Regions from separate parts of the Homo sapiens genome. Here all the other regions are linked to region 1. Evidence: chromatin loops called from intact Hi-C (ENCODE). Cell type or tissue: Caco-2. All regions are shown on one strand. Region 1 overlaps GRIN3A (glutamate ionotropic receptor NMDA type subunit 3A). Region 2 has its middle 240 kb from the start of GRIN3A. Region 3 overlaps GRIN3A (glutamate ionotropic receptor NMDA type subunit 3A). Region 4 overlaps GRIN3A (glutamate ionotropic receptor NMDA type subunit 3A).

Region 1 (8,000 bases):
GACCTTGATTGCATGGGATAGGGAAAAGGAGAAGCATATTTTGAAACAGTCCAAAAGTAAATCATTAAACTCTCCAGTGATTTTATTATCAGGGGAAGTGCGCAGCAGGAAACAGTACCCCATATCTGAACTTTCCCCATCTTTTGCTTCACCCTATTCCTGAAACCACCAGCCTCCATCTGACCTTCAGTCCATTCTTGACCTTTCCTATCCTCCCCCAGCCTTTACCTTCACCCACTAAAAGATGGATCCATAGGGCACGGATGGAGTGAAGATGTCTATTAACCTCGTTATGAGGTAGTTTCAAAAATGGAAGTTTAAATGGTTGTTTTTAAGGAGCATGGTATAGGTGCAAAAGTAAAAGTAACCATGGTATCAAAACATCCACATCAAAATGTCATGAACACAAATTGCTTAACCTCCCTGACTTCCCTACACTGCAAAACTGAGATATTTTATGTTTCTGGCTTGGTATAAAGAATAGAGATCACATACATCAAAGTGCTGACACACAGTAGGTGCTGAATGGATAGTGTTAATCATATTTGTCCTGACACTGCTGCGAACCAGTTCCATGACCTTTGACAAATCACTTCACTTCTGTAAACTTGTTTCTTTGCCTTAAAATAAAGGACCATGTACCATGGCCAGCAAAGAGATGCTGTGATTCTCAAGTAGGATTGTTTAAGAGGATTCCTGGCCTAACTAATTGAAGATATGGGTCCCGGGGCACAGAGGAGGACAGTGGACTGACTGGCCTCCAGCCTGGGCTCCCCATCCCTGGCCAGGGACCCAGACTTGATTCCCAAGGACCACCAAAATGCATATATGATATATTAATATGTGTTTACCTATTAATATTTATTGAGAAAATGGAGTTCTCTCACAGCAGATCCATTCTTTCCTCTGTTAACTTCTTGGAAAGGGAAAGGGAAGGGTTAGTCAACTATACATTGAAAGCCAAAGGGAATCCCACAAGTCACATTGAGAAGCTTCAATGCCAGTCAGTTTTTTCTGACCAGTTTATCTTTAATTCATATTAAAAACTCAAAGGGAATGGTTAGGGCAGTGGGGGAGGGCAGTTTTAATGCAGTATTTTCTGCTCTTGACAGCTAGCCCACATCCCAACACCCTCCTGCCCCTTTCTCATTCCTACCCCTTCTCTTTTCCATTTAAAATGTCACTGTCTGCTCTTCAACCTGATGAAAGTTATGGGGAGGCAAGGAGAGTTAATGACTGTAGATTGCTTTAAATTGAAAACTCGTGTATATCAAGAGCCACCTTGACAGCTGAGTGCTTTCCTTAGAATAGCCTAAGTAATTAAGTTTAATATTTAAGCCAAGCATAAGATCAGATGGAACCTATCCAGGTAGTATGTTCTGAAAACCCGAAGAAGCACAAAGTTGTCCATGTATTCTTTTATGACATGGAGTAAAATTAGGCCTGAAGAAAGGGAAGCCAGTCTGAGAAAGACCTCATCTTCATCTGTCTTGCTACAAGAACAATTTCCAAATTCATTCGTTCTTTCTTTTGCTTCCTTTCTTCCTGTCTTTCTTTCCCTTTTCTTCCTTGTCTTTCTTTTCCTTCCTTTCCTTCATTCCTTCCCTTTCTTTCTCTCTTTCTCCCTCCTTCCCTTCCTTCCTTTTCTTTCTCTTCCTTTCTCCCATCCATCCATTAGCAAACGTGTTGAATTCCCACGTACCATGTCCCATGCTGGGTGCAGCCAATGCAGAGATGAATACAGAGCTCACAGGCAGAGAGCTCATAGGAGCTCAAGAGAGACTTGTGAAAAATACCCAATTCCACACCGCCACAGGGGCAGCAATAAATGAAGACATAAGGTAAGCCGTGACACAAACAAGGCCATAATTCACACATGGAAGAGCTAGAAGGAATCAAAGCAGGCTTCCTGGAGGAGGTAACCCCTGTAGCGGAAGAAGCCTCCAGGCAAAACCAGAGTAAAACACTGAGGCGTGAAATTGTAAGCAATGCAATTTGGCCTTGCCCTTCGAAGACACTGCACCCAATCATACTGGATTGACAGAATTGTATGCCCTGTTAATAGGGCCCCTTCCCGAGGGATTCTAAAATTACAGGTGGCTGCTTTCTTTGGCCCGCTTGTTATCCAGTCACAGGTAAACCCACAAGTAAATTATAGGCCTTTACTTTTCCTGTGCTCGGGCTTGTAGCTTCCCTACCACCTCCTCAAAGGCAGGGACATCTTTTCTAGTCTTATATGGAAGGCAGTCTAGAATACAGAAGAATTTCAGCTCTGGGAGCAACATACCAGGATTTGACTCCCAGCTCCACCACTGTGTGTCTACGCAAGCTGTGCAACTTCCAAAACTTCAGATCTTCCTCCAAACCCGGGAATAATAATAGGGCCTGACTGAAAGTGTGAAATATATTTAATGAGATCGTTTATGGCGAACACCTGGCTTGACAAATGTTCTCTCCTTCCCTGATTATAGAACCATGCACGCAGAAAAAATACATATATTTGGTGAATAATAAGCATAGACAAGAAATTACAGTTGGTGCACCCACCCTCTTAGGCCCATCTTGGTCCCATCTCGAAAAAAGCAGGAGCATCTTATCATTACAAGCATCTTCTAACTCCGAGATAAACACTCTTTTATGTATTGCTTACGTATGTTATAGAACCAAATAATTTTTTATTTCAAAATGAGAAATGCATGATTCTGGAATTTTCTACTTTTCAAATTGCTGGTTTAACTAACTTTTGTAGTGTTGTGTTCTTTCTTTCCTCTAGCTCAGTGTCTGAGTGGGAAAAAGTGAAGATGCTTTATACAAACCATTAGACTGCACTTAAAACAGATCTTTACGGAAACAATGGTAACTTGGTCTTTGCATGTAGTCAATTGTATTTCGAAGTTAGGCTCCTGTGTGAACAGGCCCAAGACCTACAATTCTCTGGTCTTGTTTTCCCCTCCCTCCGTATCATCACAAGATTAGGGCTGCTTCTCTGTTGCTTTCTGGCTACTATAAATAACACAAATTAGGATTCTGAGAGAAGGAAAACTAATTTCAGCAAGTGTCTCCTTCACCCTTGCTAACGACCAAGTAAACAGACCTCTCGGAATAAGAGTCCCCGCTTTTATATGCCAGAGATACTTGGGCATAAATTACACCCAAGACCACATACTGTTAAGAGTTCTTGCTTTTCCCCTGGTTAAATTCGGCAAACTCATGAATATTTATGAAATGCTATTTACTATGCAACTAAAAGGTATGAACGGTGCTAAAACTGATTAGGACTATTGTGAGAGACAGTCTTCCTTCCATTTTTTTAGACTTCCATGCACTAAAGTCTGTGGGGGATCACAGGAAATGGGACTCCTCACTCACCTCTATTCCCTGTGCAGAGAGGAGTTGCCTCCAGGCTTTGAGGATTCGGGTTTGAAGAAAGCGGAGAAAGCATGGAAATGTGTGAAGATTGCCATCTAGTGGCTATTGATGCGAGTTGTTACAAAATACTGCAAAAGCCATCTTTTTTCTTTCTCACAAAAGGCAAAAACCAAGTCTAAAATTGTGAGAAATTGCCCTGACATTTCCTCCAGGGTATCTGAGGACAATTCCTCCCCATGCGGCTGTGGGAGTTGGTAGAATTTCAGGACGTGTTGGATGAGAAGGCAACATCATGAGAGAGCCCTGGAGCCTTTATAGAGATGCCCCTCTTCTCACACAGTATAGGTGGCTTCCTGCAACATGAAAGCTTAGGGCTAGCTGGCCAGGGAAGCCAATGCACGCACATCTGGGGCCTCCTCTGAGCTCCTTCCCTCTGTCCTTCTGTCCAATAAGACTTCAGCCTAGGTGTTATGGGTTGGATTGTGTCCCCCAAAAAAGATATTGAGGTTCTGAGGTCCTAATTCTCAATACCTCAGAATGTGTTCTGGTTTGGAAATAGGGTCATTGCAGACATGTTTGGTTGAGCTGAGATGCAGTCATATTGCAGCAAGAGTGAACCCCGAATCCAGTATGACTGGCATCCTTGTCAGAAGCCATCTATCACACAAAGACAGACACTCAGGGAGAGCACCATGTGATGATGAAGGCAGAGAATGGATTTATGCATCTGCAAGTCAGGAAGGCCAAAGATGACCACAAACCACCAGGAGCTAGGAAGAGGCAAGCAAGGGTTGCCCTACAGGTTTCAAAGGGAGCATGACCCTGCCAACTCCTTGATTTCAGACTTCTAGCCTCCCGAACTAGGGGACAATAAATGTCTGTTGTTTAAGCCACCCCGTTTGTGCTGCTTCATTACAACAGCTCTTGCAAAATAATTAATACACTCCACATTTTACTTCTAGTGCCTCTTGCATCCCAGCTCAGGCTCTTCTAGACAAGCATTTGTAGATGTCATTGTTTCCTAGCTGCTCTCCCAGATACTGGTCTCTTGTCCTATTCAATCTACCCATAATGCCAGATTAATCTCTCCAAAATATAATTGTGATTAAGTTGTTCTTTTGATAAAACGTGTGCTTTCCCTACTGGGTAGAGACTAAATGTCTTAGCCAAACATTCAAAACCCTGCTTCATCTGGTTCTGTCTAGCTCATCTTCTGCTACTTTGCTCAAGTACTTCAGCCATTATAAGCAACTTGCTAATATCTACACCTGTACTCTTTCCCACTTCTGTGATTATGGTACTTGTTCCCTTTTCTCCCTCAGGATCAAATACTTCTTGAAGAAAGAAAAAAGTCTTCCTCTATTGTTCCCAGCAAGAAGTAATTTCTCAATTCTCTGAGTTCTTATAGTTCTTTTCCCTTACCTCTCTGATGACATGTTTTGTTGTCCATCTTGTATTATTAATTATAATTCTTTAATGCCTCAATTCACTCACTGATCAGCAAGCTTTCTGAGCAAAGACCATCTCTGAATGTCCCAATGCTTTACATGTTAAAACATGATTGAATAAATGATGCCCTATAAAGAATAATTGAGTAAATGTTGTCTTTTCTTCAGTGTATGGGGAATGGTCAAACCATCTTATCACTTCGTCCAATACCATGCTCTCCCTTGACCTCCCTACTCCGGTATGCTCCATATGCTCTCCCTTGACCTCCCTACTCCAGTCACACTGGCATTCTTTCAGTTCCTCCTACTTGTTTTGTTCCTCCTGCCCTAGGGCCTCTTTGCACATGGAGTTTCTTCTACCTGGAACACTCATTCCTTCCCAGAACATCTAGTTAACTTCTTCTGCTTCTTGAGATTGTAAATCAGTCATCATTTCCCCAGTAAAAGTTTTCTGTTGTCCAAACTCTCCTGGTACCATGTACTTCTCATCTGTAACACTCAAGGCAGGTGCTCCTTTACATCTATGGACATGATAATTTGGTTAATGTCCATCTTCCCATCAAAACTGTAAGCTCCAGGAGAACAGGGACAACAAGAAAAGTATCCACTTTAGGTCAGTATTATATTCTTCTCACATAGTAGATCCTCAATAATTATTTGTTGAGAAAACAAATAAATAGCTGAGTATATCTGTGTGCATGTATGCATACAGTCTACTTGAGTTTTTAAGCAAGCCTAAAGTAGGCAATAATTATAATCTCTACCATTCCTGTACCTACTATGTGATAGGCATTGAGCACCCTTCTTCTTATAATCTATCTCATTTAATCCTGAAAGTGATGTTATGAGTTAGTAATCATCATCCTTGTTTTACAGATGAGTGAAAAGATTCAGATAAGTAACTCTGCCCAAGGTCACAAAGTTGTTAAATAGCAAAACTTTGATTTAAAACCATACATGCCAAAATTCATTAAACACCATTTCAGTATTACAAAAGAAAACCAAACAGATGACAAACCTGATGCTCAAAAACAGTTTAAACTCGAGCTAGTAGTTCCACAGTCTAAACTGTGGCTAACGTCAGTACGCTTAGATATTAAATATGGTGACCGGCAATGCTACAGAAAGGTGAGAGCTTCCAACCAAATGTCAAGGACCACCTGTATAGCTTCTAGAACAGCTGTGTGACCTGGTCTCCTGACTGGCTTGAAAAATGAAGCCTTATATGAACCTCAGGTCTCATTTCCATTTCCGTTGGTTTGATTTTCCAATGTCAGTTATTTTTACATGTGACCTACTCAATATTTCTTTATCTAAAAACTTTTGAGGGAAAAAAATGACATGCTGAAATAGAGGTGCCATCAAGGCTCCTGGTTTCTTCCAAAACAGTTAGTCAACCCTTTTAATTTACTTGCTTCAGTGAATGTCCTACAGTCCACATCAATCCACAGTGATGAACAGAAAAGTAACAAACAGTGTTTTCCATGGAAATTACTAAGAATCATTTACAGAGAAAATCAAAACAATGGTGTTGAGTCCCATAATAATGCTGAGCTACATAGTTTATGAAAGGTAGAACAATGGGAACTCAAGTTCACATTGACTAAAACTCCAGATCTAGCATAATGTTACCTCCTCTACAGCACAGAGTAGAATGGTTCTGCTTGTACACCTGAATTATTTCAGTGAAGTGGTACCATCTTCCTAATACTGTCTGTGTAACCATTCAATATTCCTGTGACAAGATTTCACCTCTTACATAACATTTCTATATACGCTACCTCATCTGACTCTTACAATAACACATCGGTAGATGAAGCATGTGTAGGTATTATCACCATTTCACAGATGAGGATGTTGAGGCTGGTACAGCAATGGCTTCACTCAAAGGCTCACAGCTAATAAGGTAAAGAGCTGAGGCTGGAACCAACTATTTACCTCCTATGCTCTCTCCATTACCCTTTCCTACCTCCTAACCACACACTCACATAGGGAAATACAGCTAAGAGTTTTCACACTGGGAGCTCCTTTCTAAATGACTATCAAGGAATTACTCAGGAGAATGTAAGTGAGGAATCCATAAGAGTGCCTGATGGGCCAGTGATGTTGGTTACTGCATTTCTCAAGTCTGCAATGGAAGGTCTGTAATCAGTCCTCAAAGAGTTTTGAACTGGAGGAGCCAATTTTTATGCTGGTATAGCGTGTGAGCAGCCTGTGGCATACTGTAACCACTACATGAGGAGTGTTGTTAAATGGCTATATGTACACTTAGGTGTCCAGGGCAGGCTGGTATCCTTTAAGACTTCATCTCTACTAGTAGGGTAAGTAACAATAAAATTAGTAATAATAGCAATGATGATAATGACATTATATTGACTAACATTAGCTTTAATACTCACAAAAATGTACAAAATATATATTATTAGCCCCATTTTTCATATGGGAAAACTAATGTCAAGCAACTTGTCCAAGGTCTTACTGCTACTAAGTGGACTGTTAAGATTTGATGTTGGGTTGTCCCATTTTAAATCCTTTCTACCTTATAATATAATACCTAATTAATAATACCTCTTTTTAACCTAATTAATTCAATTGGGATAATAATTCAACCATCAAATATTTTAGCCTCCATATCTTTCCTTTTCCATTAAACTGTCTAGCTCTGTGCTGTCCACTATGATGGCCACATGTAGTTACTGAGCACTGGGAATGTTATGAGCTCTAATTGACATGTGCTGTAAATATAAAATACAGTACAAAAAGTGTAAAACAACTCATTCATAAATGATAATATTGGTTACATGTTGAAACGGTAACACTTTGGATATATTGGGTTAATATAAATATATTATTAAAATTCACTTCTTTGCTTTTTAATGTTACTAAAAATTTAAAAGTACATATATAATTAGACAGCACTGCTATAGATTATTATTCCAAGATTCATCTACTTTATCCCCACATACTGATCTCACAGAGAACCAACCAGTATGAAAATGTTTTTGCTGTTGAATTATTCTCATGGCTCATGAGCCTATAACATAAGATATCAAAACACTATGTTCTATAGTATATGTCAGACTGTCTTTATTTTTTACCATAATCCAAGCAAGAAAATATGTCATATTGCAAACCCAGAATGACCTGGTATTCCTTTATCATATATATACTATATTTAGTTTT
Region 2 (8,000 bases), 380 kb before region 1:
AGGGGACAGACAAAAGTCTACTAGCATGAAAAGACATTAATAGTTGGCTGCAGACATGTGAGATAAATAAACGTCTTTCTCCTCCAATCTGTAAGATGATGTTATACTCATTCAGAATTGTCTATAAAAATATTATATCACTTCTGTACTGTATCTACCAAATATTTGTGGAGCATAAAGCTCTGCAAATAAAATGGCATTCAGAGATGCCATGACACAAGAGGCACGTAATTCTTGTGACACCTCATGGTGCCTTTAACATTATTCATGTCCAAACATTGTTCCTAATAGTAATCAGTTATGAAGTCAGTTCTAAGTAGTTTAAGTCTGGCTGGCGATAAAGAGATAAATGCAAATGATTTGCATTCCACTATACTTTGGACTTGAAATGGCAGATTTGCCAGTGGTTTATGGTAATCATAACTCAGCATCTCTTTGTTAAAACATTATCATCAATAAATATGAAACACTTGAGTAACTTAAAACCACTTTGAGCCTGCAGAGAAAACTCTATTGCTATCTGTTTGAATATGTTTGTACCTTAATTTATCTGTTGATTCAGAGAAACAGGTAAGGCAGTGGCTGTCAGGAACAAGCCAATTTGCTTTTCCACAGGAAATATAGCCTGGCAGCTTCAATAAAAACAGAGGCTTCCAATTAACTCTGTCTATTACTGAGAAAGGTAATCTTTCAGCCAAGTCTGGACTAAGAAGAGAAAAAGGCAGACAAGAAAAGAATGAAAAATAGAGGGGAGAAAACTACACAGTCCTTCACTGTGGCTGCACATCCAAAACACCCAGGGAGCTTTCATGTAATACCAATGTTCAGGCCTTATTCTCAGGGATTTGAAATTAATTGGTTTAGGGTGGACTTTGCATGTCATATTTCTTAAAACTCACCAGATAATTTTTAATGTAGAAGTAGTTTTGAGAACTACTGAAATGGAAGATTTTCATGAGCGATGAGCTAACACTTGTTTGACTTTCTATTAATTTACAGGAATATTACTTGCTAACATTTATTAACTAGCCAAAGTTTATGAACATCACTGTAACCTGAAAGAATCTATAAGCAAAATCAGAATTGAGGCTTTAAGTGTCAACACCAAAAATGACAGTGCTTCTCTCATTTACCTAATTTGAATACGGTGGCTGACACCTGTAATCCCAGCTCTTTGGGAGGCTGAAGTGGGTGGATCACCTAAGGTCAGGAGTTCAAGACCAGGCTGACCTATATGGTGAAAGCCCATCTCTACTAAAGTTACAAAAAAATTAGCCGGGCATGGTGGCATATGCCTGTAGTCCCAGCTACCCAGGAGGCTGAGGCAGGAGAATCGCTTGAACACAGGAGGCGGAGGTTGCAGTGAGTTGAGATTGCACCACTGCACTCCAGCCTGGGAAAGAGAGTGAGACTCCGTCTCAAAAAAAAAATTATATAAAATTAAGTATATATTATGACATTAATGAGCTAATTAAGTAAAATAAGTAAAGTAATAAGTAAATAACAGGTAAATTACAAGCAAGTCTGTGATTCTTAATCTGCTTTTTCCAAGGGAAACTATGACACAGAATAAAGAAACATAAGAGAAACAAATGAAATGTGAATCTCAATATAGAGATATTTCACCTCCCTGGTTACCTGTATTTCTAGGTATTTCATTCTTCTTGTGCCAATTGTGAATGTTATCGCATTCTTGATTTGACTCTCAGCTTGGATGTTATTGGTGTATAGAATGCTAGTGATTTTTGTACATTGATTTTTGTATCCTGAAACTTTGCTGAAGTTGTTTATAAGCCCTAGGAGCCTTTGGATAGAGACTTGGGGTTTTCTAGGTATAGAATGATAATTTCTGCAAGTAGAGATAGTGCGACTTCCACATTACCAGTTTGGATGTCCTTTATTTCTTTCCCCTGCCTGATTGCTCTTGCTAGGACTCCCAGTACTATGTTGAACAGGAGTAGTGAAAGTGGACATCCTTATTTTGTTCCAGTTCTTAAGATGAATGCTTCCGGCTTTTGCCTATTTAGTATGATGTTGGCTGTGGGTTTGTCATAGATGGCTCTCATTATTTCGAGGTATGTTCCTTCAATGCCCAGTTTGTTGAGGGTTTTTAACATGCAGGGATGTTGACTTTTATAGAAATGAAGCTTTGTCTTTGAAAGAAACTGAAAGAGAATTAGTGGCCCAAACCTGTTCTTCTTCACCTGTAGTTCTTATCACTGTGCAGAGAATGAACCTGCAGATTATATAAACAAGCTGTGGTTATAGAATTGTATGTTTATTTGGGCCAGCCTGATTTAGTCTTACTATTTGGAGAAAAACATTTATCCCCGCCAGCCGTTTAAGTGTGAAATATGCTCAGTGTCTATGGTGAGCAGAGGAGAAACCTCACAGATGGCCATGCCCTAGTCTCCAGAACCTGTGGTTATGTTTCATTACATAGCAAATGGAAACTAAAGTTGCAAATGTGTTAAGGTAATTAAGGTTACTAATCAGACGGCCTGAGACAGGGAGATTATATTGAGATATCCAGGTGGGTGCAAGGGCAACACAAGGGACCTTTTAAGTCGAAAAGGAAAGCAGGAGGCATGAGTCAAGAGTGGTGCAGTGTGAGAAAAAGTCAACAAACCACTGCTGGCTTTGAAGACAGAAGGGAGCTATAATCCCAGGCATGAGAAACTAGAAAAAGGCAAGGAAATGAATCCTCTCTTAGAGCCACCAGAAAGAAACACAGTACTGCTGACATTGATTTTATCCTAGTGAGACTCATTTTGAACTTCTAACCTCCAGAACTACAAGATAATACATTTGTGTTGTTTTAAGCCACAACAGTTTGGTGATTGGTTACAGCAGCAATAGAAAACTAATACAGTGTGCATACACTTGGGACCTAAACCATCTTGACCCCAGATGTGACCTCAGTTGGGCTTCAGTCCGTAATATCCTTACTTTCAACCATCTGGTTAACTGTTCACAACTTCATCACTCATTGGACACTTTGCCAAATTTTTCTCAGCCTTTGACTTTCACTGTTCTGTTGACTTCAATTTCACTCCTTTTCATGCATGGAAACTTATATAAATTACTACCTGATTTAAAAAGATTCCCTTTCAGCTTGACCTAGCCTCCAAGAACACCCTTACCTAAGATACCCCTACAGGTATCTTGTAAGCACATACCTGATCTGTTTCAACTTTCCAAGCAAAACGTAACCACCATATCTCAAGTATCTGTTTATGATCACTACTGTGAGTAAATTTTATATACTAAATAAAGCTATAATTTGTCAACAAAACATTCAATAGATGATAAATCTAAGATTTTTTCATTCCCTGTTCACTGTAACAGAACAAGAATGTAGCTGTCCTATAAAGGAAATAAATACGCCATCTACTGGATTCAAATGAAAACTACAAGCAGAAGGCCTTAAATTTATAGTTGACACTATGCTGCTATAACATTTAACTATAAAAGCAAAATTTTATGTTTTTATCATTTTATGAAAAATAACAAAAAATATTTTGTTTTTGTGCCAGTTGTTCAGACTCTAGAAATCATTTCCCTTATCTCATAATTGCTAAATATTAATTATAATAGAAACTGAGTATGTTCTGAGATACATAAATAAATTATGTTCATAGTCCCATTGTATAAGAAACATTTTTCAAGGTTATTTTGGTTATTATTGCTCAATCAACATCTAAAAGAATTTTTAAATGATATCTCACTGTGTATAACCACTCATATGTAGGCTGTGCCCAAGCACTTAAATACACACACACACACACACACACACACACACACAAACGAGAGAGAGAGAGAGAGAGAGAGAAGCATTTTGCTTCCACGTATCCTAAGCATCCTAAATCAAAACTACAAATCTGCTGACTTAAGGAGGAAAGAATAATTTGAACATTATTGAGTAATAAAGATCACCCTCTAATAAATAAATTATATCATAATGGCAAAATCAATCTTTTTTGACATTTATTTATGTGTATTTAGTTTTCACCGTCACTTTAGGAATACAATGACACTATGGTTACATTCATAATAATTAATTATTTAATTCTATTTTAGTAACCTTTTATTGCCTTTTTTTTGTATACTTTCTTCTTCTGAAAACACACATACACACACACACACACACACACACACACACACACACACTCTATTTCTGTAGTTTGGGGTGGGAGCTTCCAGCCAATACAGGATGTTGACTCTAATTATAATTTGCCCTGTGTACACCAAGTGACTGGGACCTTATGATACACAAATCTCAAGGAGCTACACAATCATATTTTGATTAGTGCAGGAGTAAGTTGCTCAGCATACAAAGAGCACATGACAGTGAATAAAATCAACAGCCCCTGTAGTCTAGAAGCCTAGATCTCAAACTGTGAAAATTTCCTAAAATTTCCAAAAGCGGGCATAAGTAAAGAGAGAGCTCAAAATACTGAATAAAGGTGTGAGAAATTAAAATTGGAAACCTTCCTCAAGTGAGGTAAAAACCTAGTGACACAAGTGTCACCCAGTTGCAGATGTTCAGAAATGCAAGCCACCTAATTGAGATGACTAAAATGTGCAGGCTGATTTGTTACAGCAGTTAGCATTACTCTCAGGACTAAACAGGGAGATTAAAAGTCCAAAGGGACTCCATGTTAATACCTCAGTGGAAAGGGTAAGACCCTATAGTCTGGCTATGATGACTCTCAAAACTTTGGACACTTTGCAAACACTTTTATTACCTAGTTTTGATTAGCAGAAAAACTTTAAAACTGAAAAGAATCATCTCCTTGTGTCTCTTCCTTCCCTTCTCCTCCCTCTTTAACATCCCTTCATCTTCCCTTCTCTGTACTTTATTCAAAGAATTAAAGTGGGTGAACAAGTAGCCCAACAGAGAGCTAAGGCACTGAGTAAATGGCTTCCTATGTCACAGCCAATCTAGCAAAGAAAGAAGCCTCAGGAAATACAAAGGGTACTGACATGTTTATGTCAAAGTTAAATCTGGACAAAAGCACATTGTATCTCTGGGTCACATTATTAAAAAAAAAAAGAAGAAGAAGAAAATGGAAGCAAGTATAAACATAAGCCATAAAAAGCACCACTTAATTCCCGGAGTGATTTATTTGGTGGACTTCTTCTCCGATTCTTTATTTTCTTAAATAAAACATGATAAACCACTAATGTGAGTATATATTGCGACAACTACTTCAAAAATGTATTTGCCATTATCTACTAAGTATGAAGATATGTCTGTCATATGACCCCAACAATTCAACTTCTGGGTATACCCAAAGGAAGTAAGCATAATTATGCCCAAGAGATATGTACTTGAAAGTTCGGAGCAGCATAGTTTATAGTAGCTGTGATGGTTAATATTAAGTATCAACTTGATTGAATTAAAGGATGCAAAGTGCTGTTTCTGGATGTTTCTGTGAGGGTGTTGCCACAGATGTGTGCTTCATATACACATCTATCCTATTACTTCTGTCCTGCTAGAGAACTCTGACTAACACAGTAGCCAACAATGAGAAACATACCAAATGTCCATCAACTAGAGCAATCAAAACAAGAAGTAACAATATAGATGACCTTAACAGACAAAATGTTTGCGGGGGGGAGAAACGATTATAGATGAATACACATAAAGCAAGGCAGAGAAAAGTTCATATAGTATGCTTACATTTAGGTAAAATTCAAAAGCAAGCAAACTAACATTATCATTTAAGAGGGCATATATAAGTCATAATACAAACCAAACAGCCAATACATTTCTTCTTATAAAATTCAGGATAGTGGTTATAGGGAGGAAAGAAATAAGATAGATAAGGGGCTCCAGGGCTTCTGGGTTCTAATGCTGTGCTTGCTATTTCTTGACATAGAAGGTGTTTACATGAGGATTGTTACAATAATTATAGTATGTTCATATTTTGTGCATTTTTATAGATGTTTTAATTTACTTTTTAAAAACTTAAGAAGGATTCAATTATTTTTCCTCAATACTTCGCTGTGAACTCTGTGAAAATGGGAGTCATGTCTGTTTTGTTCATTGATGTTCTCTCTAGGACTGAGCACACAGGCTGGAACAAAGGAGCTCAACAGAAATTTGATGACTAAATGAATGAAAGAAAGCAAAGCTAAGTAAAGAACCAATTACTTTAATTTTTTAATTTATTAACAATAATAAAAGTGATTATAAGAGTTAGTATTTATGGAACACTCACCATGTACTAGACATTGGTTTAAGCACTTTATTTACATCTTATTATTTAACCATCACAACAGACCTATGAGTTTGATAACATACTATGGTAATTACACGAATGAGAATGCTGAAGTTTAGAGATTTTAAATAAAATCTGCAGGGTTATCAGCTAGTAAGTGGTGGAGCTGGGACTCAAATTCAGATCCATTTTATTTGAACATCTATATACTTTTTTACTACTTTACATACATAATCCTCTGAATCAATTCAATTGATTCAATTACCTACTGAATCAATTAATGATTATTTTGCTTTTTTAGAAACTTTTTGTGCCTTCAGTTTTCATTTTAAAATATCGATGAAAGTTTCCTTCACTGAATTGTCTCCTATACTCACTAGAACCATTTTTCATAATGTCACAAGACATTAACATTTCCTAAGATTCCGCTACCCTGACTAGTGCTTGCCTTTTGAATATTACTGTAAAAACCAAAGGAGCCACAATGTTAAGAAGTATGGCTATTGGCAACAATAAAAAAAAAAACTCTATTTACCAAAAGTATATAGATGTTATAAAATTAAAAGAGAAATTACATCCACACAAAGAGACATTTTCATGAGCCTTTACATACCAAAAAAATAGTTTCACATCTTGATAACTGACAAGATATAAGGAGGTACTCGTGGAATGATGAAGAGATATCAAAAACATACAAGAGCCCCCTGTATTTCCCAGAGGCTTTCACTGGCCAAATACAGGGTAGCAAAACAAAGAATCATAACAATAGATTATAATCTATTGAATAAAATAATAACCCATGAACCTACAGAAATATTAATTAATGAAGGAAGAAAAAGTTTTTTCTTATAGTAGAATGCCAGGTAATAAATATAAAAGAAATAATGGAGGGAGGAAATTATCAATGTTGAGAAAAAAGTGACAGAAGTTTGATGAGAAGCATGATAGTCTCAAAGAATCTCTTCACAAATTGTTAATTAACTTCAAACATAAATACAGCAAAGTTACAATGGGAACATTCTGGCAATTACCGTCAGAACTAGTTTTCAAAGTTATAAAATAAAATGTCCTGTACTAGAAAAGAGGCATAACTATAATGGGAATGTTCGTATTTGATAGATTAAATAGAGAAGTATAATTAGTTAGGTTTACATAAATAAAGGAAAATATTAAATATGCAAATGCAGAAGGAGAATATATGTTTATTTTTTCAATTACATATTGGACATTTATAAAAATTACAATATGTTAAGCCACAAAGAAAACCTCAGTGAATTCCAAATGAACAAAAACAAAGACTATATCTTCTATTAAAATGGAAAAGTGTTATAACTCAAAATCTTTTGATATACACACTCAGAGAAGAAGCCTGCCTTAAACGTATTACTTGCTAGCCAGGGATGAATATGAGTTAGTTACTAAGTTAAAAGTTACAACCGGAACAAAAGAAAACTTTGAAAATGGAAGTAAGGAATTATAAACTATAAACTTAGAGAATGGCAAAAAACAGTAACAGAAAATAACTTAGAATTACAAGAGAATATTTGTACATATAAATCTATATTAATCTATTTGAAAGCCTTCAACATGAAAGCATTAAGCTACCTTTGAGATTGGAAAACCCCCGGTAAAAAAAATTGTGGTATTATCCCTAAACATTTTAAAAACTAGTAAGAATATGAAATACTGAGGTTAAATAATAGTATCAACTACCGATAAACTCTGGAAAACATAAAGTGAGACAGACTAGTCCTAGGTTATGTCCCTTATTGA
Region 3 (8,000 bases), 100 kb before region 1:
TCCCCAGTTTCCACCCACCCATCTCTACCCTGCCTAGACTCCCAGTGATCATTTACCTATAATTACCTCTCCTGTTCTTAAAGACTGAACTGATACTGTCCATACTTCAAATCTAATCTCTGTATTTTCTTCTCCCGGACCCCAAAATCACTGAGATTCACCCGGAGTTCTCTAAAACAGGATTTCCAGGAAAAACAATTTAGAGAATAACAGTAAAAGAGACCAATTTTATGTAGAATAGGTTTACGTTCAAGGCATCCAAGCAACACTTTTTGAAATGTTCTTTAAGCCATCATGTTGATAGATCATAAAATGACATCTATCATTCTCTGAGTCTTTCATAACTGAAAAAGGAATAAATGCAGTGTAGAGTCAGGCTAGAGTGTTTCACTTCCTTGGGGCCTTGGGTACTTGTATAATAATTTTTAAAACATTTTTGTACTTGTGTAATAAAAATAATCACTCACCTTGATATGCATTTTACAATTTGCAAAGTAATTTCAGTCACTTAACCTTGCATATACGTAAAAACCTAAAACAACTTTGAGAGGAAGGCATTATTCTCCCAAATTACAAATGAACAAACTGAGCGTTGGGTAATTTATTTTACCGAGCAAGTAAAAAAATAAAATTTTCTGATTTTAAGTCCAGTTCTCTCTCCTCTAAATCACTACAGATGCAGAGGTCCTTCTGAGAACTTAGACGGCAGCGTGAGCTGCTACAACATCAACTATGGAATTCGTAGGTCCTAACTTCCCTCCTGACACATTAATAACCAGGCTCTGCTGCCTCCACAAAACCAAGTGTATTCTACCAAAGGTCCCATAAGCAGAAAATTGTACTCTGTTTCAATAAATGGTATATTTTTTAAAGCTGCCTTTAGATTACCCCCTTAGCACCTTGAAACTGTATTTATTATCATCTGAAGCTGGTGACATAGATAAATAATGAATCTTATTTCTTACCAGAAAAGGTCATTTGAATTTTCTGAGACCTATTTGACCTCAAATACACATTAACATATTTATCATTAGCTTCCTTTATCATGTCCGGCCTCTAGAAATGGGTAAGCATCTCATCTTCCTAGAAAAATTCAATTTCAAAAGAGAAGAAAAAAAAAACAAAGAGTTAGAATACAGGTTATGGCTAGGAAAATGTGAGCAGGCTGTTTAAAGAGTGAGTCCATTGCCAAGGGTCATAGGAATATTTTGAAATTGCCTGTGTGTTACTATCATTTAGAATCCTTTCCAAAGGTTTCTGAAAACATTTACAAGAGTTAAAGATTCAATCTTGAGCTTTCTACTATTGTGTGGGATTTATAAAATATGTCCTATGACATATTCATATGTTGGAGGTTTACTGCGAAATTTTATGTGACAGTCTGCAAAGTTACTTTGAGGACTTTTGATAAACATCTGGGAGATGTTAGCATAGACCTTATAATGTGAAAGGTAGATGCTCACTCATCTAGCATAAAAATGTCAGGCTAGCCATAGAAACGCATAAGACAAATCACTACTCCATTATTTCTGAAGATTTATGCTTTGAACAAAGATGATAAATTTAATTCTGGATCTCTTAGCCAAAATGACCCATTACCATACTTCTATTATTTCTATAATATAAACAGAACCCTATCATGGTAGGGATCATATACGTATTTCCTAGACCACATTAATATCTATGACCTTGATCTCATTTGGGGGGTTGGCCACAAGACACCATCTCTCCTTTCATATAGTGCTTTCTACTACTATGGCTTAGCAATGCTACAAAATAGTCCCCTAGTGCCAATGGAAGAAAATATGCTGTAATTGGCTTTATCTATAAAGCTGTCACAAAAACCACATTATCTTATTCAAAAAGATACATAAAAGACGTATAATTCCAGTCTCCTCAACACTGGACAACACATTGCTCTGCATAAATAATGTTAAATTCCTGAGAATCATGAAGTCTAATTTACTATTCAAGTCTTAAAATCAAGATCACATTAGTTACTTAGTGATCCATTGACTACTATTAGCGTTCATTCACTGACAGGGCCTCAGGACCCTTCTGATTGAAAAATATTTTATTCTCAGCAACTAACTCATTTTGCACTCTTCATCTAAATTGTAGCATTGTTCTCATTCTCCTTTTTTCTAAGTCTATTACATATGTGGTGCTTCCATAGACTGGCCCTTACCCCCCACAGACCTTTTTGCAATGAGGAGTTCTCTTTTTTTCCCCACTTGATAATCAGCAGGGTGCAATGAGTCAACATTAAAAGGAAAGCCTCGCCAAAGAACTATCAAGGGAGAAGTGAGCAACTTCGGCCTTCATGCTCCTTTCCACTCCCCTCCCTAGCAGAAACATTAAGCTTGAAGAATTGTAGCAATGGCCTTTCCCAGGACAATTCTGAAAGGGAGTATTCCAAAAAGGAAGCCAAACTTCGCTATCCACTAATCCCAAATCCTAATTCCTTAACTGTGGTTGCTTGCCACAATTAAGGGTACAAATAATTGTCTCAATATTGTCTTAAAATTTTAGGCATATATAGTGTTAGAAATGTCTCTGTTATTACTGGGAACAATGATAAAAGGCTAAATCAAAACAAAATCAATGTTGCTTAAACTATAGAGATGAGTGTATTAAAAATAGTTTAGCTTTAAAATAATATGACCCCCCTCTATATTCATTTCTTACTTCTCAGAAGCTGCCAATCTGGAATACTTCAGAGGACATATGAAGAAGGCATTACCAGGGCAACCAAAAGGGAGGTTTTTCTTGACTGTGCCAAATGTATACAGCATCAGATAATAAAGTAGCCATAAAGAAGAGCAGTCAAATGGATGCTTTTCCGAGTTGGATTTGGATTCTATCATTTAAGCTTATTAGATATAAACAATAATTGGTGATAGTAAATTTATCCAGCCAGCATGTCTGCAGTTCAGTTCATTACACCATTATCATGGACAAAGAAGTACAGACATTTCTGCTGATGTAGCTACAACCCTGGGGCTACTTACAGACTATTGTGCATACTGCTACACTCCATAAGAAAAAATACTTACTGCTGGGAAATTTTGCACTACATTTTTAACCTGCTGTTTGCACAGTTGACATTTCAACATCATGATTGTTTACTCTCCTGGGAGATACTGGCATCTTTTGCAAATTTTAGCGGCTGTTGAATAATTGCTGTTAGGATGTTTTTTGCTTCTCATTTGCTGATTTAGTCTCACCACCTCATTACAAGATTGTGGTTTCTTTTCTGAAATCTGTGAGTTTCATTTGAAAGTGAGAAGGGAAAAAAGGGAGATCAATCTCCCTGACTTGAGAGACTATAAAACCTGGTCATTTGACAACACATTCACTCTCATTATTTCTCTCCGTCTCCCTTGTGTGCAACGTTCCACATTTTTAGGTAAGGGCTGGGGTGAAGAAAGAAATCTGTGTTCAAGGAACAAATTGAAGCTTCCTGGTCCATCTGAGAATTAAATGAATGGTTGCTTGAAAAGAACCTGTGATGACTTCCTCTGGTAGCACACTCTAGTGCTCACCACCTGGACAATGAGGAAGTTTCTCCTAATGACCAGCTTTAAAAGGGGAGGCACTATTTCCCTGAAATGGTTTACTATGTGTCATAAATCAAATGCAGTAATGTCAGTCTTTCCAGCACCCTGATTGCATAATCTGATTCTGATATTCTTAAATACCTCCAATCCCTTTCTAAACAATGGCTTTATTTGCAAGTGACTAGAATGGGTCACAAAAGAATCAATACTAATATTGTTCACATCTTAAGGTTACTATTGAAGCTGTCAGAAATTCATGTTCCTCCTGAAGACAGACCATGGCCACCCATGGAAGTCATTTAAGTGCATCTGACCCATATGCATTTGTTCTGGCTTCACATTATGTTAAGCAACAGCAGAGATTGATTACATTGCAGGAAGTGGAAAGGTCATAACAATGAATTAACTACCAAATTGTCAATGAGGCACCTCTATCTGTATTTCTTTGAAAAGGAAGTTCAAGTAGTATTAGGTAGGGCAGAACAAGGCTGAAGGGAATAAAATATAAATTCATTAAATCATTTCCATCTCAGTTCTGACATCTAAGAAAATCTTCCCTGATTCCCCAGACTAGGTCGCTTCTTATATTTCTTACTTTAGGTCCATGGAACTTATTATTATAATTATGAATTTACTTGAAATGATTCTTGCTTCTCGTTTTTTTTAACAGTCTCACCAGACAGTAAAATGTAATGATTGAAAATATTGCCTGTAGAGCTTGATTTTGAATTTCATCTTTGCTTCTTAACAGTGGTGTGGTTTTAGTTTCTTCCTCTGCACAATGGAGCAACTAGTAGTTACTACATCATAGAGTTGTGAGGATTAAATGAATAAATAATTGTAAAGCACTTAGGACAGTGTCTGGCACACCATAAACATGCATCCAATAAATGTTAGCTATTTTTCTCACTCTATGAATGTGAAACGAGAGAGAAATGTTAGCTAATTTTTTCACTCTCTGATCCCCCTTTGCAGGACGTGTGGCAGGGGTGTGGCTTGTCTGTTCGGTGGCCCTGTTGCTCAAACCCCTGAGACGAGGGGGAGCACGCAGATGAACAGGTGCCGGAACCCAAGTGAGCGTGTGTTACAGTGTGCTCCTTTAGCCTTGTCATCCAGGGACGGCTGTTAACCCCCGGATTCTTGGCCGGCATCCTGGACCAATCAGATCACACGAACTGTTTAAAAGGTGATGAATGTGGAGACTTTATTGAGCAGTAAATGTGGCTTTCAGCGGGATGGGGAGCTGGAGTGGGAAGGTGGAGGCGGGAGAGGTAATCTTTGCCTGGAGTTCCGCCGTTCTTCTTGGCGGTCGGCTTGGTTCAGACACCTCTTCCTCCTTCTCTGCGGCGCTGCCCTACTGTTCTCTGCGCTCTCTGCCTCCCTCTTCTGTTCTCTGCGGCTCTGTTCCTCTGCTCTTCTCAACATTCAGCCGCTTGTGTGTGTGCCCGCTAAGGTCTCAGGTTTATATGGGCACAGGATGGGGGTGGAGAGGCATGGTAGGCTAGAGTGGTCTTGGAAATGCAACTTTTGGGCACAAAAACAGGAGTGCGTGTTCTCATTTAGGTCTATGGGCACAGGCCCAAGGGTGGAACCCTTGCCAGGGACCTAGCCCTTCTCTACCCAGCATTTCCCTGCCCCCCCTTCCTTATCAAATGTATTATCTTATTAATATCTGCCTCCCTTTTGAGACTCAGGAAGACAGAGAACATGTCTGTTTTGCTCATTCCTGCTGCATTCCCAATACAGACGCTCCTCAACATACAAAAAGGTTACAACCCAATACACACACTATAAAATACACATACCATAAAAATACACACATCATAAAACATCTTAAATTAAATTAAAATATCTTAAATTAAATTAAAAATGCATTCAATACACCTAACCTACCAAACATCATTGCCTAGCCTAGCCCACGTTAAACATGCTCAGAACACTTCTATCAGCCTATAATTAGGCAAAATCCTCTGGAAAGATTGCAGAGTATTAACTGTTTACCCTCCTGATCGTGTGGCTGGACTGGGTGCTGCAGAGCTCACTGCTGTTGCCCAGCATGGCAAAAGAGTGGAGAGTATTACACCTCATATCACTATTGTGGGAAATGATCAAAATTCAAAATTCGAAGTATAGTTTCTACTGAATGTGTATTGCTTTTGCTACATGGTAAAATAAAAAAAACATTAAGTCAAATCATTCTAAGTTGAGAATTGTCTGTATATGTCACATTGCCTAGCACATTGTGGGGATTCAATGCATATTTTCAGAACAAATAAATAAATCTAAAATATATTGCCTAGAAACATGAGTTACCCTGGAAGTGAATATGACCTCAGACATCAAAGGATTGAGTTGGGCCTCTGTATAACATGACATGAAGACATGGAATGGACTAGCCCTATTTTACCAGGAATCCTAAGTAAGACTATTTTAGGAAACATGATTTGATCTACAGGATATCCAATTTTGCAGTAAAGAACTGTCCCATAATGATTTTTTTTTAATAACAGCTAAAACGTCTCATCTTTTGAAGACATTAACTAAAGCAGCAAGCTGCTTGGATATGATGATAATGGTTTCTAATGCTTAGTAAATACCGTTGTTTGCCATTATTACGCTCATTTTAAAGGAAGCCCTTTCGCTTGTGTTTAAACAAAAGAGGAATACAAAAATAAAGCCTCAAAGGAACTAAATTAGATAAAGATATTAGAGACCAAGATAGAGATAAGATCAAGATGGAGATGTTGATGAAGAGACAGTAGTGGAGGCAGAGGGAGTATCAGACTGGGATTGCTCGAGACAGAGGCAGCCAAAAAGACAGATTTCTACAGGTCAGCCAAAACGAATTAATAATAAACCCCAGAGTAACGATAATAAATAATAAGCCCCCAAAACAATTCCACAAGGACAATTTCTGAGAAATGCGTTATCAATCAAAATGTGAGCTCTTCAGTAGAAAGATAAATTTTAATGCATGATACAGAGACATCCTGAGTCAGTAAGTCAGCCACCAAATGCCACTGAACGTTTTCCTAGGTCCTGAGATTATAGTGAGGAACAAATGTCTGGACCCTCTAGGGACTTACAGTTTAGTAGTGAGGAATTGTTTAGCAAACTCATGAAGAACTAAGTAAGATAATTTCAGCTATTGACTGTGCTCTGAGGAAGATAAAATAGTGTCATAAAAAGAAAATATGCATTTGATGGTGGGTGGTGCTGTGAGGAGATTGCTAATGTCAGGGAGGACAGCTCTGAAATATGAGCTGAGACCTGAATGTGAAGAAAGAATCAGCCGCATAGTGATCTAGAGGAAGAAGGTTCCACTCAGATGGAGCAGCAACCACCAGGGTATGAGACAGGAACTAGCTTGAACCTCAAGGCTTTGGGACCACGTGGGTGGAATAAGTGAGGTGAGAACAGTAAGCAAGGCCAGATCATTTAGGGCAGAGAGTAAAGAGCTTGTATTTTGCTTTAGTTGCAATGAGGAAGCTATTGAAGTGTTTTAAGCAAAGGAAAAATGTGAATTTAGATTTTTTTCTAAAAATCACTCTGCCTGCTGTCTGTGTGTCAAACTAATTACTGAATAGGCAGTGGTGGAGGCAGGGATACCAGTGAGTCTGTCACAATAGTCTGTCACCGTAGACCAGGTGATAGACATGGAGGCTTACTGTACAAGCAAGGAGATGATGAAAGTGATTGAATTCAGGATATATTTTGGAGTGAATGGGACTAACTGATGGATTAAGGAGTGACAAGAAGAAAAAGAGAGATTAAAAGCTGATTTCTTCGTTTTTGGCCTGAGCAGTTGGTGTGAGTGATGGTGCAGTCATGGTGACTTGAGAAGGGCTTTGAGAGAAGTGAATTTGGCAGGGGTATCTAGAGTGGGGATAGAGAAAAGAAAGTAATACATTTGTCTGGACTTCTTAAGTTTCAGATGCCTAACAGCAACCCTAAAGGAGATATCAAGAATGGAGTCCAATATATAAGATCTCTGTATTGAAGAATAAGGGGTATAGATGATATCTAAATTTAGTGAGAGTGCAGATAAGAAGAGAGGCAAAGACAGTGGCCTGTGGCACACCAAACTTAGAGAAATGACAGACTGGGAAGAATCAACTGCTGAGATCAGAAAACAAGGCCTATGAGACTGAGAAGCCTAGAGGATGAGGTATTTCAAGAGGGAGTGAACAACTGTGCTGAAAGGTATGTAGAGGTGAGTCATATGTACACTGAAAATCAAGCTTTTCAGCATTGATCATTGATGATTGTTATAAAAGTTGTTTGGATGGATGGTGAGTTTCAAGGCCTGATTGGATAAGAAAATGTAAAGTGAATAAATAAAAAAATTTTTTTTTGGAGATTAGAGTCTCACTCTGTCAACCAGGCTGAGGTGCAGTGGGGTGATCTCAGCTCACTGCAACCTCTGCCTCCCAGGTTCAA
Region 4 (8,000 bases), 130 kb before region 1:
GGACCTATGTAGCACCAGAAATATGATGCCAAATCCATAAAACTAGGCAAGAAGAAAGAACATCTCTTAGCATCTGCCATATTACTTTTTGAGTGAATGTTTGAATGACAAACTCATAGAAATTTTTAACCTCTCAGTTGTCTTTTGCTGATATTTTCTCTATGAGATCACAGGAGCAAAGAGCAATGGGGAAGAGGTGAGCTAAGAGTAAGCCAACTCTCTCCATTTCCTTCTCCTTTCCTCAACCTGACACCTCAGCCAAATTCTCAGATATTTTATTTAATTGTGTAAGATTCATGCACTTTCAGGGAGACTGTCAACTGTATTTGATCTCCTGCCTTGAAAAAGTGGGTTGATCCCTGACCTGGCTGGCATTATGTCATGAGGAGTAAACTTTGACATTGAAAGGCTGGTGTCTGATTGGCCAGGGCTGGTTTGTTAATGGAGATGAGCCTGCAAGGGTTCATGTGGTAGAGAATTAAGCAGGATGACTCCTTTTTCAGTCAGGATGAATTACACCTCATCGTTATTCATTTGAAGCATAGATTTAGGAAGAATTTTAATCATATTATATTTTTGCAGCATTTATGTTTTTCAAGGCTTTTTCACAAATATGTTTAAATAATCTCCTAACAGCCCTGTAAAGCAAATGACTATGTATAGACAAAATATGGAGAAATAGAAAGAACTATGCATTGTAGGAAGTGAGAAGCCATCCAGAAGAAAAACAGACTAATAGCACCTTCTTAACTTCGTCTATTTGTCAGCCTTCAACCAAAGAACAGATTGGATCCATCACAGCTTTTGTAATATCCCATAAGAAAAGGCATAAAAGAGAGAAGTATCTACTTCCAGGTTGGACTATTAAAAGCATATTATATAATAATGTTCAAAATGATGGAAATGTAATTAATTGAATCATTTTTTAACGGAGTACAATGTACTCATTCAAAATGAGGATATATTTATTGACACAGAAAGATAGAAAAATTTTACAAAAATGTATGTAAAGTGTGACCTTGTTCCTGTAAAATATGAAGTCTAGAACTTTGTTTATAAAAATCTTAACAGGGATTATAGAGGGTGAAAATCTACATTTTTCTCTATTCATGCATCTATTTTTCTAAAAATAATCATTTTTACCTACAGAATTAAAAAATAATAAGAGAAAAAAGATAAGTTGTCTTTATACTTTCTCATCTAGACTTTCAATACTTCAGTATGAAAATACATATTTTAGAAAGAATAAATTGTAGTGTATGTTTAAATGTATCAAAGCCCTCTCTCATCTCTTTTATAATTTTTTCCTCACAGTTACTTTGTGAGGAGAGCCAGAAAAATATTATTACCATTATAATGTAAATGAGATAATTATAACATATGATGGAGGAAATATAAGGTGGGAGTTAAGAGATTACATTTTTGAGAAGTTCAGAGCTATGTTAGAATCTTGGCTGTACAACTTTTTAGACATCCTACCTTGGAAAACATACCTGATGTCTCCATGTTTCAATTTATTAAGTCATAAAATGTGATTATCTTATAAGTTTATGGTGAGGACTGCACCATATGTACCTAGAGCAGTGTGTTCTTATGATGTTGATAATTGTTCTTTTAGCATAAAGTGTTGACGTGGCAAGATTCATAAAAACTAATCAGAAAAAGAACTCAAATATTCTACCTTATTATGCATTCGCAATGTGTCTATAATATTCAGGCTTAGGACTTCCAGCTCCAGCAAAATAACCCTGAGAAAAATGAAGAAATCTGCTGTTTTGAAGTCCCACTTAGAGTTCTGGTTCACTGAAGTGTACCCGCAATTTAAGTGTGTGCAAAGTAGGTCAGCAAAGAAGTGAACTTTGAAGTCCAGTTTTACCTAGTTGCTCCTTTATATGGGTTCAGGGTGGTTGGAGTTTTGCAGCAGTTACATCAAGGTTAAGAAGAAGCATGTTTTGGTCTATTAGGTGGTCTTAGTGAGGAACTCATAAGTCTTTCCTAACTATTGCTATAACTTCTCATAGGAGGCTCTGAGGAACTAAACTCAGGGAACAATAGAACAGAAATGACAGTTTCATTTTATTAATAAATGCATTAATGCCCAGTGCCCTGCTGCATAGGTCTTTAGAAAAAATTGAGTTGGGACATACGACTTGGGCTTCAGGTTTGTGTGGCATTTCTTAATTCTAAATCTTGATCTTCCATCTAAGCAAACAAAAGAAAGAAGTGGCAGAAGAGATGGAGGACAACAGATATGAGCTTATGAAACAGGAGTGAGCTTATTTTGGTGTGGTAGGGCTGAGTACCTGGAAGAGTTCCAAATCTGAATCCTCAAAACTTGTGAATATGTTATTTTTTATGGCCAAAAGGACTTTGAAGATGTGGTTATGTTAAGCATCTTGAGATAGAAAGGGTATCTTGGATTATCCAGGTGTACTCAATGTCATCACAAGGATTCTTATAAGAAGGAGGCAGAAGAAGTCAAGGTCAGAGGACAAGGCGATGTGACAATGTGATAAAGGAAGCGGAGACTGGAGTGACACACATTGAAGATGGAGAAGAGGCCATAAGTCAACAAATACAGGCAGTCACTAGAAACTCAAAGGCAAGAAAATGGGTTTTCCCCTCAGAGGCTCCAGAAAGAATGCCACCCTTGACTTTAGCCCAGCAAAACATATTTCAGACTATGACCTCTAGTCACAAGTAATAAGAGAATAAGTGTGTGTTGTTTTAAATCACTAAGTTCTTGGTAGTTTGTTACAGCAACAACAAGAAATGAATACAATTGCCCACACAGACTTATGCAGGGAGGAGGTGACAAAAAGATAGAAAGGGATCTGGCCCACCTTATCCTTGGAAGGCAGGTTCCATTTCAGCTTATACACTTTGCATCTGGAGAAAAATGTCGAGAAAGGTTAAGCTTGGTGATTCCACTCACTGCTAAGTACAACCCAGTTGGTATTTGGGGATTCTTGTTAGAAAGGGCAGAGTCTACCTGGACGTGGATTCAAGGTTCAGCAGTCTCCCCTTTTTCATACGGGCTTCATCTGTATCACAGTAACAATATGGCTTACATTAACCCAAAGATTAAGGGAAAGTAGCACTGCTATAGGCCAGGGCTTTCAGAAATGGGACACCTCATGAAGCAAAATCTCCATATTTTACTGGATGCGGACTATATCAAAATTGATGCACACAACTTCATGGGACTTTCTAGATGCATATTGCTTTTCTGATTATAAAAGCAGTGCCCATGCACTACTACCTGTGCATTTACACAGATTAACCCTGAGTCGCATTTAATGCTTTTTATTCTTTCAAGGATAATGGTTGAAATTTTAGTAACAGTGGAGTACAATTAAGAAAAACCCTGTTATCACTCTAACTGGGCACTGGCATCAAAGAACAGGAGAAATAAAGAAAAAAGTAATTTTTAAAAATTTTTCTGAAAATGCAGATTTGACATGGCTTTTGAAACTTGAGCATTATGCTATTTCTATTTAAAAGGTGAGATTTTCCTTTGTGTTTGCAGTCTATATTTTCATCACACTGCAAGTGGCTGAGTCTCTACGGTTCCAAACAATAGCTCAACTTGTACCTTTCAAAAACATTCTTAGGAATAACTTAGAAATGGGTTGTCACTCCTCTCCTCACCGCCAGGGGTGGTCATTAGCTGAACTTACTGAACATTTGGGGCAGTAGCAAGCACTTTGATGGCAGTACAACCTGCATGCAATCTATGGGTGTTTTTGGACAGAAGGCCTCAACCAGAAGCCAAACAGAAGTTGTGTTAATACTCCCCAGATTAAAAAGAAAAGTTTTTGTTTTCGTAAAGTTCAACATTCAGCATGTCTTTGTCTAACAGAATCACAATCTGGCTTAGTTGTGGAGTGCTATTTTTTCAGTCCCAACCAGACATTCTTAAACAGAGATTCCTTTAAACAAATAATTTGCTTCTATATATTGTAAATGTAATAATGGGAGCAAATATATACACAGATCCACACACAGAGAGATGTTATTGTGTTGCTGATACAGGAGGAGTTAATTTGAGTCTTTTCACACATTGTGTTATACACATAAAGAAATGCTTCAATGTGACCTGAACATGAATGATAAATCTAGATCCGAATTTATCTAGTGTGCCTTCACCTGGCCACAGACACAGAGAGCCATCTAGTGGTCTCCAAAATACAGCTTTAGGCTGAAGCATCCTAGGAATCCAGTCTCACAAGACAAGAAAGGATTCCAAGCAGCTATTACTTCATTCCTGGTCTTTTGACTGTGGAAAATGTAGATTAATTCACCAAAAAGATCTTCTTCTGCCTTCTACTAAGAAGTTTCATCAACTTCTGCTGTACTGCCAGCCTATCTATAATTGCAGTTAACAACTATAAAGTAAGATATCTCAAAATGTGTCCAGTGGGGTTGGGAGAAAAATGAGATAAAGTCTTACTAACTTTAGAAATGTAGAGTCATTAATTCTTAGTAGCTGTATTTGCTGTCACTTTCATTCATAAGGAAAGATAAAGAGATGCAGCCATTTTATTGTGCTAAGCACATCATTTATTCCTTTATTTCTGATTATAAAAAAATCTATGCTCTTTGTGGATAATTCTAAGATTTAATAAAATGCCAAAGAATCCAAATCACCTATAAATACACAACCAAAAGATCTACTCATATATGTGTGTTATAAAATTGGGGCCATCCTACTTTATGGATTTCCCTAACATATTCATACATTATAAACCGCTTCTCATATCGCAAATATTTTTCTCCATTATTTGTAATGGCTAGATAGTTTGCCTTTGAATGGGTTATTTCTTGGTTTGTTTACCTAGCCCTTGCTGTTTAAAATCAGATTTGCTTCCATTAAAAAAGAAAAAACACTGTTACCGAAGGGATTTTACTACACTCATCTTAGCATTTTTGTAGTTACTTGTGCTGCAGAACACCCTCTACTTGAGTTTTGTGACACCGTCATTGTTTTCCTTGTTTTTTTCCCCTGTCCTTTCATTGTCTTTTACTGATTATGCTTCTTGTCCTTGATCCCTTATAATAATCACCATTGTACTGTGCTGTCTAATATTATAGCCTCTACCCAAATATGGATACTTGAATTTAAATTAAGATTACATAAAATTTGAGTCAGTTTCTCAAGCACATGAATCACATTTCAAGTGTTTAAAACATCTTATGTACCCCATAAATATATATGCCTACTATGTACCCACAAAAATAAAAAACTTTTTAAAAATTTAAATTTAAATTTAAAATAAATAAATTTTAAAAACATAAATTTTAAAAATTTTTAAATAAAATATTTTTTTAATTTTAAATAAAAATTTTTAAATGGGAACATATGGGTAGTGACTTCTATATTGGACAACATAGATATAGAACATTTTCATTTCCATAGGAAGTTCTATTGGATTGTTATGTCAAAGGATGTTCTGTTGCAAAGGAAGAGAAACTCCCACCATGAAGCTCAAAAGCAGGGAATTTGTGCTGAAATCTTACAGGAAAATGACATGAAATAGAAATGCATGAAGTATAGCTGAGCTGTACCACCAGAAGGTGTTTGGGTAGCACCTCTCTTTTTCCCTTGCTCTGGGGCCCAATGGCTCTTCTCTCAGTTTCTCACTTCACATCTGCTACAAACTCCTCTCGGGATACCAGCTGATTCTTCTGCCTTGCCATAGCTTCTCCATGGATGTGGTTCTTATGATAGGACTTAGCCTGACTCTATATGACTTTACAACTCTAATCAATTTATCTGACTACATTTCTTATATCTCTTAGTTCAAATTATCCAGATATCTGATTGGTTTAACCCACATTGGTTTCCCCTCACCCCAAATTATATGTCCTCCCTTAATCCAATCAGAAAGGCCCAGATTCTTAGGTTGCATGCTCAATATGAGACTGACTGAAAATACAGCAGTAAATAAAATAGCAAAGCCCAGGCTCTCAAAGAACTCCCATTCTAGCAGGGAAGATAGAAAATAAGACATGCAAACAAATAAATACGTAATATATTATTATTAGACAGAGACAAGTGCAATGGAGAAAAATACAGCAGAATATAAGATTAGAGACTGACTACAGATGGTAAAGTAAGGTCTGTCTGACCATGGCATTTGAGCAGAGAATGAAGTAAGGAGTGACCCATAAAATCTTCCAAGGAAGGAGCATTGCAAGCCAGGCCAACATAAAATAAAAAGACCCTGAGATAGGAATGAGCACAGTAATAAATAATTGTTGAATAAGGGGACTATTCTTAGTACTATCCATAACACAATTTTTAGTGGGCACTGTTTCAAAGGAGGTATCAATAGTGAACCAATAACCAGATCTAGTACACCCTTTCATACAGGCCTTTTCCATAGTGTCAACTACTGAATTTATCTCTTTGTGTGTGGCAAGGCCAGGAATTTCTAACTTGAAATTGTGGTTATATCTCCAATTCTCACCTTAAGCTAAAAATACTTAAAGATGTCTTGAAAAAGTGTTTTTCTCTTACCTATAACAAGACTTTTCATAACATCTTTGACTTCTCCCTTTTCTTGTTACCAGGTTCTGTTGCTTTCCTTCATATATTTCTCATAGCCCCATTCTTCCTTCTTATTGTCACATTACCTTCTTGCATCAATTCTTTTGAATAGCCTTTTAATATCTAGCTTCTTTCCACCAGACCATTCTGCTCACTGCTGCTAGATAAATTTTCTTAAAGCAATTTTTATTCTTTCATTCATTCAAGAAATACTTATCAAATATAATGCCCTGAGCTTCATGCCATTCCCTTGCTCAAAAACCATTTTACTATAATAATATTCCCTTTCTTTTTCCATGACCCAACACTTCTGTGGGGTGAAATACACACCTTAATAACAATGACTCACTACAGCATTAATTCACAAAATTGGAGTGGGGTGTGCCACACTCAAGAAACTGTATTAAATTATCTAGATTTTGAGAGTATAATTCAATAAAGCATTCCATCTCCTACTGACATGCCGAGATTCAGACATGTTCCCCATAAAGCCAGAGAAATATAGGTTAATAATCATCAGCAAGTTATAGAATCTGGCCCTCAAGGCCATCCACAAACATGTACTGTATTAGTTCATTTTCACATGCTGATGAAGACATACCCAAGACTGGGAAGAAAAGGAGATTTAATTGGACTTACAGTTCTACATGGCTGGGGAGGCCTCAGAATCACAGCCGGAGGTGAAAGGCACTTCTTACATGGTGGCAACTAGAGAAAATGAGGAGAAAGCAAAATCAGAAATCCCTGATAAACCCATCACATCGTGTGAGACTCATTACTGAGAGGTGACAGCGTGCTGGCAGTCCTCACAGCCCTCGCTCGCTCGCTCTGGGCGCCTCCTCTGCCTGGGATCCCACTTTGGCGGCACTTGTGGAGCCCTGCAGCCCACCGCTGCACTGTGGGAGCCCCTTTCTGGGCTGGCCAAGGCCGGAGCCTGCTCCCTCAGCTTGCAGGGAGGTGCGGAGGGAGAGGCGCGAGCGGGAACCAGGGCTGCGCGCGCAGGTCAGCTGGAGTTCTGGGTGGGCGTGGGCTTGGCGGGCCCCGCACTCGGAGCAGCGGGCCGGCCCTGCCGGCCCTGGGCAATGAGGGGCTTAGCACCCGGGCCAGAGGCTGCGGAGGGCGTACTGGGTCCCCCAGCAGTGCCAGCCCACCGGCGCTGCGCTTGATTTCTCGCCGGGCCTTAGCTGCCTTCCTGTGGGGCAGGGCCTGGGACCTGCAGCCTGCCATGCCTGAGCCTCCCACACCCTCAGTGGGCTCCTGTGCGGCCCGAGCCTCCTCGACGAACGCCACCCCCTGCTCCATGGCGCCCAGTCCCATCGACCACCCAAGGGCTGAGGAGTGCGGGCGCACAGCGTGGGACTGGCAGGCAGCTCCACCTGCAGCCCCGGTGCAGGATCCACTGGGTGAAGCCAGCTGGGCTCCTGAGTCTGGTGGGGACGTGGAGAAC

What was found. Hi-C counts contacts between places; a loop is a spot of excess contacts. Peaks named below come from ENCODE experiments on the same cell type or tissue, not always from the same donor. Only the 100,000 strongest peaks of a DNase experiment are listed, where the experiment ranks them.
Region 2: a loop joins it to region 1, with 4 times the contacts of the local background. A loop is called at or near these places in 4 of 110 quality-filtered maps.
Region 3: a loop joins it to region 1, with 5 times the contacts of the local background. A loop is called at or near these places in 7 of 110 quality-filtered maps.
Region 4: a loop joins it to region 1, with 6 times the contacts of the local background. A loop is called at or near these places in 44 of 110 quality-filtered maps.

What each region holds. Positions count from the first base shown.
Region 1 is chr9:101,597,808-101,605,807 of GRCh38, reverse strand. All of the region lies in intron 6 of GRIN3A (glutamate ionotropic receptor NMDA type subunit 3A), which reads left to right. Among named protein-coding and RNA genes, the nearest start is that of PPP3R2, 6.8 kb to the right of the region's middle. In Caco-2, no CTCF peak of the experiment used is centred here; a DNase peak (open chromatin) is centred at 3,437; H3K27me3 peaks cover 147 bases.
Region 2 is chr9:101,973,196-101,981,195 of GRCh38, reverse strand. No RefSeq gene overlaps it. Among named protein-coding and RNA genes, the nearest start is that of GRIN3A, 240 kb to the right of the region's middle. In Caco-2, CTCF peaks have their summits at 3,091 and 3,403; no DNase peak of the experiment used is centred here.
Region 3 is chr9:101,702,219-101,710,218 of GRCh38, reverse strand. The region is part of intron 1 of GRIN3A (glutamate ionotropic receptor NMDA type subunit 3A); the gene reads left to right. Among named protein-coding and RNA genes, the nearest start is that of GRIN3A, 32 kb to the left of the region's middle. In Caco-2, a CTCF peak has its summit at 4,956 (motif pointing left); a DNase peak (open chromatin) is centred at 4,888; H3K4me3 peaks cover 173 bases.
Region 4 is chr9:101,724,009-101,732,008 of GRCh38, reverse strand. All of the region lies in intron 1 of GRIN3A (glutamate ionotropic receptor NMDA type subunit 3A), which reads left to right. Among named protein-coding and RNA genes, the nearest start is that of GRIN3A, 11 kb to the left of the region's middle. In Caco-2, CTCF peaks have their summits at 3,599, 3,801 and 4,188 (motif pointing left); a DNase peak (open chromatin) is centred at 3,669.